Regions from separate parts of the Mus musculus genome. Here region 2 is linked to region 1. The links are chromatin loops, found by intact Hi-C in ENCODE. Cell type or tissue: heart. All regions are shown on one strand. Each heading gives the region's core, and the rest is flanking DNA. Links, peaks and the distances in the headings are about the cores only.

Region 1 (5,617 bases), core at 2,020-4,519:
AAAACTTCTGGTGGTACGACACAGCGTATTTGGTGCTTTCCTGGACTTGGGCTGATTGACAGACTGACTGAGACAAACTCACACACTGTGACAAGATCCATGGAAGACACATGATGTTTGGAGGGTACAAATAGAACTCACCGGCTATCGTCGGAGGCTGAGCTTGGCTTGCGTGTAGAGCTAACTGGGCAATGCTTGTTGGCCCTGGCCCCTCCTGCTGACTTGTGTGAAGGCTGAGGCCTGGCTGTCTCTGCTAGTTGGTACCACCACTGCTGATTCGTGTTTACTATCCTGACTCTACCCAACAGGACTGCTGGTGTATCCATGAAGTGTTTGCGAGTGGATTGAGCTGCTGCTGCTGCTAACATTGGCCACTTCAGGAAAACACTCTTTCACATGTTTGCCCCAGCAAAACACCATCTAAAACTGCCGCAGACCCTCTGGGCCCCTTGTCTTCGTGGAACGGGATCTCTTAAGCAGATGGGCAAAGAGTCGGATGGGGTGACAGACAGACACACACACAAGAAAGGTGTTGGATCTGAATGTAATGTTCCAGTCAAGCCTCAGACTTTTTATAATACAGAGTAAATTGCAAATCATAACAGAATAAGGCACATTGAATTTTTCCAGGTGCAAAAGGAGTGACTTCAAAAGGAACCAGATGAATGTTTAACACTAGAGATTAGCACAGATGCAAGGGGAGTGATGTCAAAGGGAATTTGTAGGGACCAGATAAATGTTTACACTAGAGATTAGCACCTTCTGCCAGGCAAGAGTTTTACACTTAGTGTTAATAGCACCAGGGTTGTTAACTCTTGACACGCCTCAAGAATAATGTAGTGTCACTGACCCCGAAATTCTCTAGGCCTTGTTTAATTATCTTGTCTGAAGGATCCTCATTACTAGGATAGTGTATTAACTTACTCTTGGTATGGAATGTAGTTTGTAATGAAATTTTTATCTTAGTGAGAATTTTAGTCTCTTACTATAGACAACTGAGTTAATGGCTATGATTTTATTGTAGTGCTTAATTAGTTACTGAATAGGTTAAACTCCTTGCTGCTAACTGGAATTTTGGAACACTGGGAAAGGCTTTAGCTAATTCAGGATACAATCTTAAAAGGCATTTACAATAAGGTAATACTAAATAAAGAGCACGTGGATCCATACACTAGACTAATGCGGGAATGGAAAAATTAATTTTATGGTTTATATAGATTAGGGAGAAAATGCCAGACCCCGGGAAGGGGGTTTCCTTGAAACTCTTTGCTTCATGAACCAGCTTCCCAGCTTTCGCTTTGTCAAGCTGACTCCACCAGAGTGCCGTGACACAAAACAACTGACTTTCCAAAGAACCCTTAAGTTTCCACTTCAGCAGTCTTGCTCTATATTCTATATTCCAGGCTGGTCTGTAACTCACAGTGATCCTCTCACCTTGGCTTTCTGAATCCTGAGGTTACAGCTGGGGAAAATCCCACCTCCTTTTGTTCTTATTTTATTTTCTATTAATTAATTAATTTATAGATTATGTTCTCATTATATAGCCCTGGCTGTCCTGGGACTCTCTATGCAGAATAGGCTGACCTCCAACTCATAGAAATCCTCCTGCTTCTGCTTCTGCCTCCTGAGTACTGGAATTAAAGGTGTGTGTCACCATGCTAATTTTTTTCTAAATATTAATTTTTAAAAAAAGATTTTATTACCTATTATCTATACAGTGTTCTGCCTGTGTGTAGGCCTGCAGGCCAGAAGAGGGCACCAGATCTCATTATAGTTACAAGCCACCACATGGTTGCTGAGACTTGAACTCGGTACCTCTGAAAGGACAGCCAGTGCTCTTAGGCTCTGCGCCATCTCTCCAACCCACCAACTATTTTTTTTTTTAAGGACTGGGTGTTGGCGCTAGAGAGATGGCTCAGCAGTTAAGATCAGTTGTTGCTCTTGCAGAGGATCTGGGTTCAACCACCCATATCCCAGTTTCAGAAGATCCAACATCCTCTTTTGACCTTTGTGGGCACCAGGCACTCTCATGATACAGTCATACACTTGGGAGAAATAGGCAAGGGGATGCTATGAGCTGTCCTCGGCTAGCCTGAGATACAGAATGAGAAGTGAGACTCATCTCTCACAAACATGGCATCCAATTACATAAAGAGGACTGGGTATAGTGTGACAGACTTTTCCTGGGAGATACACAACATACTCACCCAAATAAGGAGCCTACTATACCACTACCAAAGTCCAGGTTGGTGAATCAAAGAATTTTATTCTGGGATTACCTAAGGAGATATGGGTAAGGGATAACTTAACAAGAGCAGAAATGACTGAAAGACAGCTGCATCATCAAAGTCCACCCCAACATGAGAGACAGCTCATGGGTGAAAGCTGGGGACCTGGAGCACAGTGCAGGTGAGCTCTCAGCTAGCCTGAGCTACAGAACAAGAAATAAGACCCATCTCACAAAACCAACAACTAACTCCCAGAGTGATTTCTCCTCTCCTCAAACAAGGTGACATCCCCTAAGTAATTTCTTCAAGGTTAATATCAATTTTCCTTATAGTCCTGGGCTGGACCAATCTCTGTCATAGGGATTTCTGAATCAATTTTGAAAGAGAGGAGGGGTCATTGTGGCTGAAGGACTGCCCTGAGGAGATGTCGAGTCCTTGGGGAAGTAAGCACTGGTGCTGGAGAGGAACAGTGTGTCCCCGGGGTGGGCATGCATGATTGCGGGACACAACCTTGTTTCTTCCTGGACCTCCTGCCTCCCCCCTCGGGATACTTTTCTTGCCCATTCCTTGCCAAAGCCTTCCTAGGAAAGCCCCGACCTGGTCTCAGTGGCGTGCTGACGCTTGTGACTGACAGAGGCAAGCAGCTACTGCGTCAGTCAAAGCCTCAAGAACAGTGGCTTCTGACATGCAAACAGCTCTTCCCCTACTCCACTCTCCTGTTTTGGAGATGGGAGTCTCATTGCAGCAAAGCCAGCCTCTGCTTTGAACCCCTGTCCTTCCTGAGTGCCGGGGCTGCTGGCTTCTTCTGTCCCATGGCCTGGCAGCTATTTTTCTAAAAACAATTTTGAGCACAAAGACTTATAAAATTGATTGCCTCTGTATTTGCAGTCCCAGCACAGGTAAAGTGCTGTCATCTGTGTGCCAACATACACATGGGGAGATTCATGGACAACTTTTGGAAGTTGGTTCTTCTATGTATTTTGTCTGCATCTGTGCACTGTGTATGTGCAGTGCCCGAGGAAGCCAGAAGAGGGCACTGGACCCCTGGAATTGGAGTTCAGAGGGTGGTGAACAGCAATGTGCGGAAAGGATACTGAATTTGGTTCCTCTGAAAGAGTAGCCTCCTAACCTCTGACGCATCTCTCCAGCTCCAGGGAGCTGGTTGTCCCTACCACATAGCAGAAACCTAACTCAAGTTGTCAGGCTTGGCAGGAAGTGCCTTTATCACCAAGCTGGCCTTGTATTTTTCAACCATTTTAATGGTGGAGATTTAAGATACAAACAAACCCTAATGGTGAGATGTGGGAAGCCGTTGCAGAGTGGCAGTTACAGAGTGGCAGTTACAGAGTGGCAGTTGCAGAGTGGCAGTTGGCTACTGCTGGCCACCACGCATAAGTTTGGACAAACAACCAATGTGTACATATGCAGTAAAGTTTTTTGCAAAGACACTGCCTGGCCCGGGCATGATAATGAGGCTTTGAGAGTATAACCAATCAGATGTGAGACATGCAAATGAGGTATGATAATGAGGCTCTGTGAGGTACAGAGAGAGAGAGTAGCCAATCAGATGAGGAACATGCAAATGAGGCATAGTGCATAACCAATCCGGGTGTGAGACACGCCTCTCCTAGGCCTATAAAAGCAGCACCAGTTCTGGGCTCGGGGTCTCTTCGCCTCTGCAATCAAGCTCTCCCAATAAACGTGTGCAGAAGGATCCTGTTGCAGCTGGTCAAGTCCAGCGCGCGCAAGAGTGAGATGACTTTGTATAGCTGCTTGCTGCCAAGGCTGAAGAGTGACCAAATCCCTGGAACCTCATGGTGGAAGCAGACAACTGACTCCCACATGTTGACTCCTGACTTCTATATGCCATGCCAGTCCCACACCTGAAATGATGGATAAGTAAGTGTAATTCAAAAATTAAAAAGGTGAAGGTTGGGGGGGGCATGGAGAGATGGCTCAGAGGTTAAGAGCACTGACCACTTGCTCTCCAAGAGGTTCTGAGTTCAATTCCCAACAACCACATGGTGGCTCACAACCATCTGTAATGGGATCTGATGCCCTCTTCTGGTGTGTCTGAAGACCGCTACAGTATACTCATATAAATAAAAATAAATCTTTTTTTTTAAGTGAATGGGAATTAATGAAAGTGAGATTGTACTCAGACTCTCCACGCCAGTGTCCTCAAGAACATCCCAGGTGACTGCCGTTGTGTAGACGCACTTCCGTCAAGTGTCCTCTCAGACATTTCCAGCCTAGCACTTAGTGACCAATTACTGAGTGGCTGACAGTCGGCTCTCTCCCCATGCCCCTACTCCCAGGGTGGATCCGAATCTCTCATCACATTTATCTGAATCTCTCATCACATTTTGCGTTTCAGAATCAGAATTTTTCACTCCACAGCACAGAAGCAAAGCTTCGAGAATGGTGTGTTGTTGTTGTTGTTGTTGTTGTTCTTCTTCTTCTTCTTCTTCTTCTTGTTCTTCTTCTTCTTCTTCTTCTTCTTCTTCTTCTCTTCTTCTTCTTCTTCTTCTTCTTCTTCTTCTTCTTTTTTTTCTTCAAGACAGGGTTTCTCTGTGTAGCCCTGGCAGTCCTGGAACTCACTCTGTAGACCAGGCTGGCCTCGAACTCAGAGATCTGCCTGCCTCTGCCTCCCAGGTGCTGGGATTAAAGGCGTGCACCACCATGCCCAGCTTGGTGTGTTCCCTTCTAATCCCCGCTGTCAATACTTGCATGCAGCAGGGGCTCAATAACGGCACAAAGGCAATGGACACAGTATCCTCCCAGAAGCTGGTTCAGAGCAAACATAAAAAGCTTCATATTTCCTTTCTTATTCTAAGTCCACGTCTCAAAAGAAGTTTGGCCGAGGGCCAGGCACAGAACTCCCTGGTATAGCACATGCCTAGCATTTGTGAAGCCCTGGGTTTGATCCCTGACACTGATGCAACAAAATGGAGTGGACATTGTGAGGTAGGGGTGTGACTCAGTGGTAGAGAATTTGTGTGAAGTATTTGGGTCCAACTCAAAACTGGGAGTTGTTTAGGGTCATGTGGTAATGGTAATGGGCAGTGCCCCACAAATTTTCTAGAAAAGTGAAAGTGGGTGTGGTCAGGGAGTCTAGGTGAGGCTCTCCAAGTGCTTCTCTGTGTGTACACATTTATTTGTGCAAGGAGTCCGGAGGTCAGCTTTGAGTACCATCCAACCGTGTGTTTTCACACAGGGTCTCTTACTGGCCTACAGCTCTACAAGATGGCTAGGTTAATTGTCCAGCAAGCCCTTAGAACCTGCCTGTTTCTGTCTCATCAGTACCAGCATCAAGTAAGAGTCACCACATACAGATTTTTGTAAATGTGGGTTTTAGAAACCAGGCCCTTGTGGTCAGACCAACTGAG
Region 2 (5,617 bases), core at 1,040-3,539, 61 kb after region 1:
AGTGTCAGATTCAGAAGTCAAACAAGTACTAATCAAATCTTTGGCTATTGAAAATGCTAATTCAGGGCCAGGCAGTGGTGGTGCACACCTTTAATCTCAGCACTAGGGAGGCAGAAGCAGGCAGATTTCTGATTTCGAGGCCAGCCTGGTCTACAGAGTTCCAGGATGGCCAGAGCTATACAGAGAAACCCTGTCTCAAAAAGCCAAAAAAGAAAGAAAGAAAGAAAGAAAGAAAGAAAGAAAGAAAGAAAGAAAGAAAGAGGAAAAAAGAAGAGAAAGAAAAGAAAAGAAAAGAAGAGAAGAGAAGAGAAGAGAAGAGAAGAGAAGAGAAGAGAAAATGCTAATTCAGAATGCAGACAGGTGATTAGACCTTTAAAGGCAAGATCAGCACCAATAGAGGAATGGATTAGAGATACAGCTGATATTGGATCTCATGTTTATGGTGCTAATTTGATAGAAGTAATTTCTAGAGGTATTAAGAAAAATCAAAATGGCAGGTGTTTTAATAGTGGTAAGCAAGGTCATTTGAAAAGGGGTTGTAGGGAAAGCATTCCTAGAAACAATGTTTTTTCTAGAGATAATCCAAAAAGAAGGTCCAAGCCTTGTGTTATGCAGAAGACATGGCAAAGGCCAGCATTAGACTAATGAAATGCAGATCAGGGGCTGTAGAGATGGCTCAGTGGTTAAGAGCCCCGACTGCTCTTCCGAAGGTCATGAGTTCAAATCCCAGCAACCACATGATGGCTCACAACCACCCAAAATGAGATCTGTTGCCCTCCTCTGGGATGTCTGAAGACAGCTACAGTGTACTTACATATAATAAATAATTCTTAAAAAAAAAAAAAAAGAAATGTAGATCAACAAGGAATTAAAAAGAGGTACCACCAGGCATGGTGGTGCACGCCTTTAATCCCATCACTTGGGAGGCAGAGGCAGGCGGATTTCTGAGTTTGAGGCCAGCCTGGTCTACAAAGTGAGTTCCAGGACAGCCAGGACTATACAGAGAAGCCCTGTCTCGGAAAAAAAAAGAGGTACCTATTGAACTGTGGGGTCCAGTGGAAAGATCACAACATTTGCCTAACACATGGTTTACTGATGGAACCCACACCAATAGAAATAGCAACCTATTTTTTGGGAGTGGGGTTGGCGTGGGGGTAGGGGCGACCAATACTGAGGAAGGAACCACAAAATTAGTGTAGCACCGTTGGCTATGAGACAAACAACTATGAAAGCAAAAGGAAATCTTCATCATCAATTCATGGTGCATGTGCAATGCTTTAGCTCTATGGTCATCAAAATAGAAACCCACTTGCTGGCAGATAAATGGCAGGGATAGCTGGTTATGGGAGACATGAGTGGACAAAGCAAAACTTGGCAAAGACATCAAATTTTATGTAGCTCATACTGGCAAGAGACAAAACGTCAGGAAATAGCCGGGCATGGTGGCGCACACCTTTAATCCCAGCACTCCGGAGGCAGAGGCAGGCAGATCTCTGAGTTTCAGGACAGCCTGGTCTACAGAGTGAGTTCCAGGACAGCCAGGGCTACACAGAGAAACCCTGTCTCATAAAACAAAAAAACAAAAACAAGTCAGGAAATAATGAGATAGTGGACAAATTGGCATCATGTTTAATTAAGACTAAAATACTAAAATTTGCCAAGGAACAAATTCAGAATGTATCTGTAAGAATGATAGATTGCACATTCAAACAACATGAAAGTTTACCTCTAACACTAAAAAATAAGGAAAATGGAGAACCAGATTAAACCAGGACAACCCTATGAGAATAACTATTATAAGGAATGCATAGCCAGGCAAAGGTTCACACCTTTATTCCCAACGCTAGGGAAGCAAAGACAGGCACATAAAAATTACAGTAATTTAAAATTAAAAGCTGCTGGCAAAAGGCAGGCTAAAATTCAATGTGAATATCCTTCGTGATCTAAGAATAAATACACTTAAACCTGAATTTCTACATAAAGAGATAGGGGAATATAGGTATATTTATCCACACATATTAAGGTATATTTAGTTTCAAATTTTCAAAAGAATTTTTAAAATTTCAAATGAAAGATAATACTTTTTCTGTAGTCAAAACAAAACAACAAAACCATTTTACCCTAGGAAAAATATAACCTGCCAGGAAAGGGTAACCCCCACCCCACCCCAGTTAGTGTTGGGGTGTCTTTTGGTTTTATTTTCCCAGGAGAGTAAAAGCGTCCAACTAAGGAAGCCGAGGGCACTGGACACGCGAAACACCTGAAAAAAAGGACGGATTATCAGGAGAAAAAGTCCTAAGAAAAAAAGTAAATTGGCCAAGTGGTATCACCCACGTCCAGCTGACAGGCCTGAAATCCAGGCTCAGGAGCCGGGACCCCCAAAGGCAGGCCCTTTCCCACCGGACAACCACAAAATTCGGCTGGAAGGAGGGGGGGCGGGTCAGCCGGGCCACAACCGCCCTGCCTTCATTCTTCCTGCCAAGTGGCTGGTCTCCCACTGGCCAATTCCCAAATGTTTGTCTCTGCTGCCCTCTACAGACAGAAGTGACAAAAGGTCTTTACGTGGTCCCGTTTCAATTAAAAATTAAAGCTGACTTTGGGATTGGAACATGGCTTTCACCTTCTCTAAACCAACACATGCTTGTTAAAGGAAAATCCCGAATCCTTGTTTCAGATCAGAAGAGTCACCTGGTATGGGACAGAGGACAACAAACAAACAAACAAACAAACAAACAAAAGGAATTATCCTATTACCATTAATCTCGTAGTCTTTTGATTTTCATTTGACTCTAAAACTTTACTTAAGGTATAAATATTATCCCAAAAACTATAAGATTATTATGTATATGAAACTTTCTATCATGATGCTAGTAGTCATACACGGTACTAACTAATTCTAGAAATAAGCTTTATCTAGCTTCCTGTAGGTGTTAGTGTCTGAAGCAGGTAGCTAGGCACAAAGTTTCTGTACCTCAGCTGTACTTAATTGTGGTCCTCAAACCCTTCGAGATCTGCTGAATATGGTATTTTAAATATTTACATTTTCTACAATAAACAGTGACCATTCCTCACAGTAACCCTGTAGGTCTTCAAGAAGATGATGAGGCCCTGCAACAAAGCCACCTGGATTGTGGTATCGCTAACCACTGGGGCCACAGCCCTTTGCCTCTTCTGCCACCAGCTCTGTGCAAACAGAGGACACCTTTGGGTTGACTGCTGTGCTCTACCCAGCCAGGATTGACAATAAGCTGAAGAACACCACCCAAGATCAGCTTCGGACGACAAACTGCTCAGGACATTCAAATTGCTGAGTTCATATGAAATTGACAGAAACATTTTACAGAAGTCTAGACCCAAACATATTCAATCCTAAAACTGCCAAATACAACCACACTGGACATTGTGGAAAGCTTGGTGGAAATAGTTTCATTGTTGTAAACAGGTCCACTGTGTTAGAGTTAAAACCTTTCTTTTCTTATTTAGACAAAAAGGGGGAAATGTTGCAGGATTATTTGATCACACTGTGTACCCTGAGATGGTGTTATTTACTGGAAAAACCTGTTCCTAATTGTAGTGTGGCTCAGTCTTAACACATGCCTTTAACCAGGAGCTTTCTGCTTGAATATTGCAAACGGGATTAAATAAAGTCAACCATTGACCAAGAGGCAGAGCAAACAACCAGTTGATTGGAAGTGGACATAGGATAATTAAGAAAAAAACAGAGAGAGTAAGAGGGAGTCAGGAGGACAGATGGAGAGACACACAGGAAGTAGAATTGAGGGAGGCTGAGTTTGAAGGAGCTTTGTTTGAGATGGAGATAGAGGGGGATTTCCTGATGGGACATAGGCTGAGGAGAAAGGTCAGCTAGGTGCTTTCTCTCCTTTGAGCTAGCAGGCTTTCACCTTAGCATCTGGGTCCCAAGTCTATTTTTTGGTAAAATCAAACAAATGAGATTTTGTTTAGAAAACAAAAAACAGAGCTGGAGAGATGGCTCAGCGGTTAGGAGCACTGACCGCCTTTCTGGAGGCCTTGATTTCAATTCCCAGCAACCACATGGTGGCTCACAACCATCTATAATGGGATCTGATGCCCTCTTCTGGTGTGTCTGAAGACAACATCAGTGTACTCATATAAATAAAATAAATTAAAAATTAAAAAAACAAACAAACAAACAAAAAAACCAACAAGCAAACAAACAAAAAATACGAGTCATCTCTCCAGACCCTCAAATTTTAGGTTTCGTCCTCAAGACCTGCCTGGGCAACTTACAATACTCACAATGAAGACTAAAGAAGGCTGGGCTTATAGATCAACAGTAGAGTGCTCAAGGCCCTACCTTTAATCTCTAGCAACACCAAGTCACAGAAACCAAAGGCCTTGAGTCAGAAAACTGTTTTGCATCGTTCAGTATCACCACCACATCTGTGCTTCATCCCTGCAGGCAGAGCAGCAGGCTGTCCACAGACGGAAGGTGGGCTCTATAGCTCACTGATTCAGAGAGTTCATTCTATCTTCTCTCGTTTAATTAAGAATAATAAGGGGGTGAAAAGTAGGCATGGTAGCATACTTGTAATCCGAACACTGGTGTGGCTGTGGTAGGAGGCTCAGGAGGCCACTCTGGACAACAAAGCAAAGTCTCCTGTCAAAAATACAACAGAAGTCAGGAGTCAGCTGTAGCACTCTGTCTCAGGAAGATAAACACCTGGCATCTGAAACGAAAACCTACTTAGGACAGGAAAGCTAGGGTTCTCCCAAGTCACAGCCTGGGACGCCCTAAAATGTACGTGGCTCAAGAAAATGCATTCAGCAACAGGATCATACCATTCCAGGGGTTTGGGGTTTGTTTTGTTTTTTATGTTTGTGTTCGTGTGTGTGTGTGTGTGTGTGTGTGTGTGTGTGTGATTCTCTATGTAACCCTGGCTGTCCTGTAACTCACTCTGTAGACCAAAAGTTTGGCTTCAAACTCAAAAGATCTGCCTGCCTCTGCCCCCTGAGTGCTGGGATTAACAGCATGCAGCACCACTGCCCGGCTTCAGAGGTTCTAATAGCCAGGGTTCGGGCTGACGTGTAGGACTTGGGTAGAGTGTGGCTGGAGCAGCCTTGGTGCTCTAACTTTGCAGTTAGGTGTTTCAGTGAAACTGACAGGGAAGGTAGCAACATTGACCTGGCAGTTCCCAGGCCTTTGCTCTGCTCTTCCTGTCACACACACCAGTGGTTTTGCAAGGCTGAGTAGCATTCTAGTGAATAAAGATGCCACAAGTGATTGTTCTACTCACTTCTTGATGGATGACTGGGTCCACCATTTGAATTATTTTCAATTTTTAGCTACCTCGAATAAAACTGAATATTTGTCAGACAAGTCCTCACTCTGTAGCTCAGGCTGGCCTCAAACTTCTAGAAGTTACTATCTTGGCTCCTGGAATACTGGAATTACAGGCATAAGCCACCATGTCAAACTCATGTACAAATCTTTTTGTTGTTTGTTTGTTTTGTTTTGTTTTGTTTGTTTTTCGAGACAGGGTTTCTCTGTGTAGTCCTAGATGTCCTGGAACTCACTCTGTAGACCAGGCTGGCCTCGAACTCAGAAATCCACCTGCCTATGCCTCCCGAGTGCTGG

Evidence for each region. Hi-C counts contacts between places; a loop is a spot of excess contacts. Peaks named below come from ENCODE experiments on the same cell type or tissue, not always from the same donor. Only the 100,000 strongest peaks of a DNase experiment are listed, where the experiment ranks them.
Region 2: it touches region 1 in a loop (11-fold over the local background); 17 of 42 quality-filtered maps call a loop at or near these places.

The regions. Positions count from the first base shown.
Region 1 is chr3:88,736,490-88,742,106 of GRCm38, reverse strand. No RefSeq gene overlaps it. Among named protein-coding and RNA genes, the nearest start is that of Rit1, 22 kb to the right of the region's middle. In heart, for the core only: a CTCF peak has its summit at 3,250 (motif pointing right); a DNase peak (open chromatin) is centred at 3,266.
Region 2 is chr3:88,674,433-88,680,049 of GRCm38, reverse strand. No RefSeq gene overlaps it. Among named protein-coding and RNA genes, the nearest start is that of Khdc4, 8.5 kb to the left of the region's middle. In heart, for the core only: a CTCF peak has its summit at 2,535 (motif pointing left); a DNase peak (open chromatin) is centred at 2,469; H3K4me3 peaks cover 488 bases; H3K27ac peaks cover 488 bases.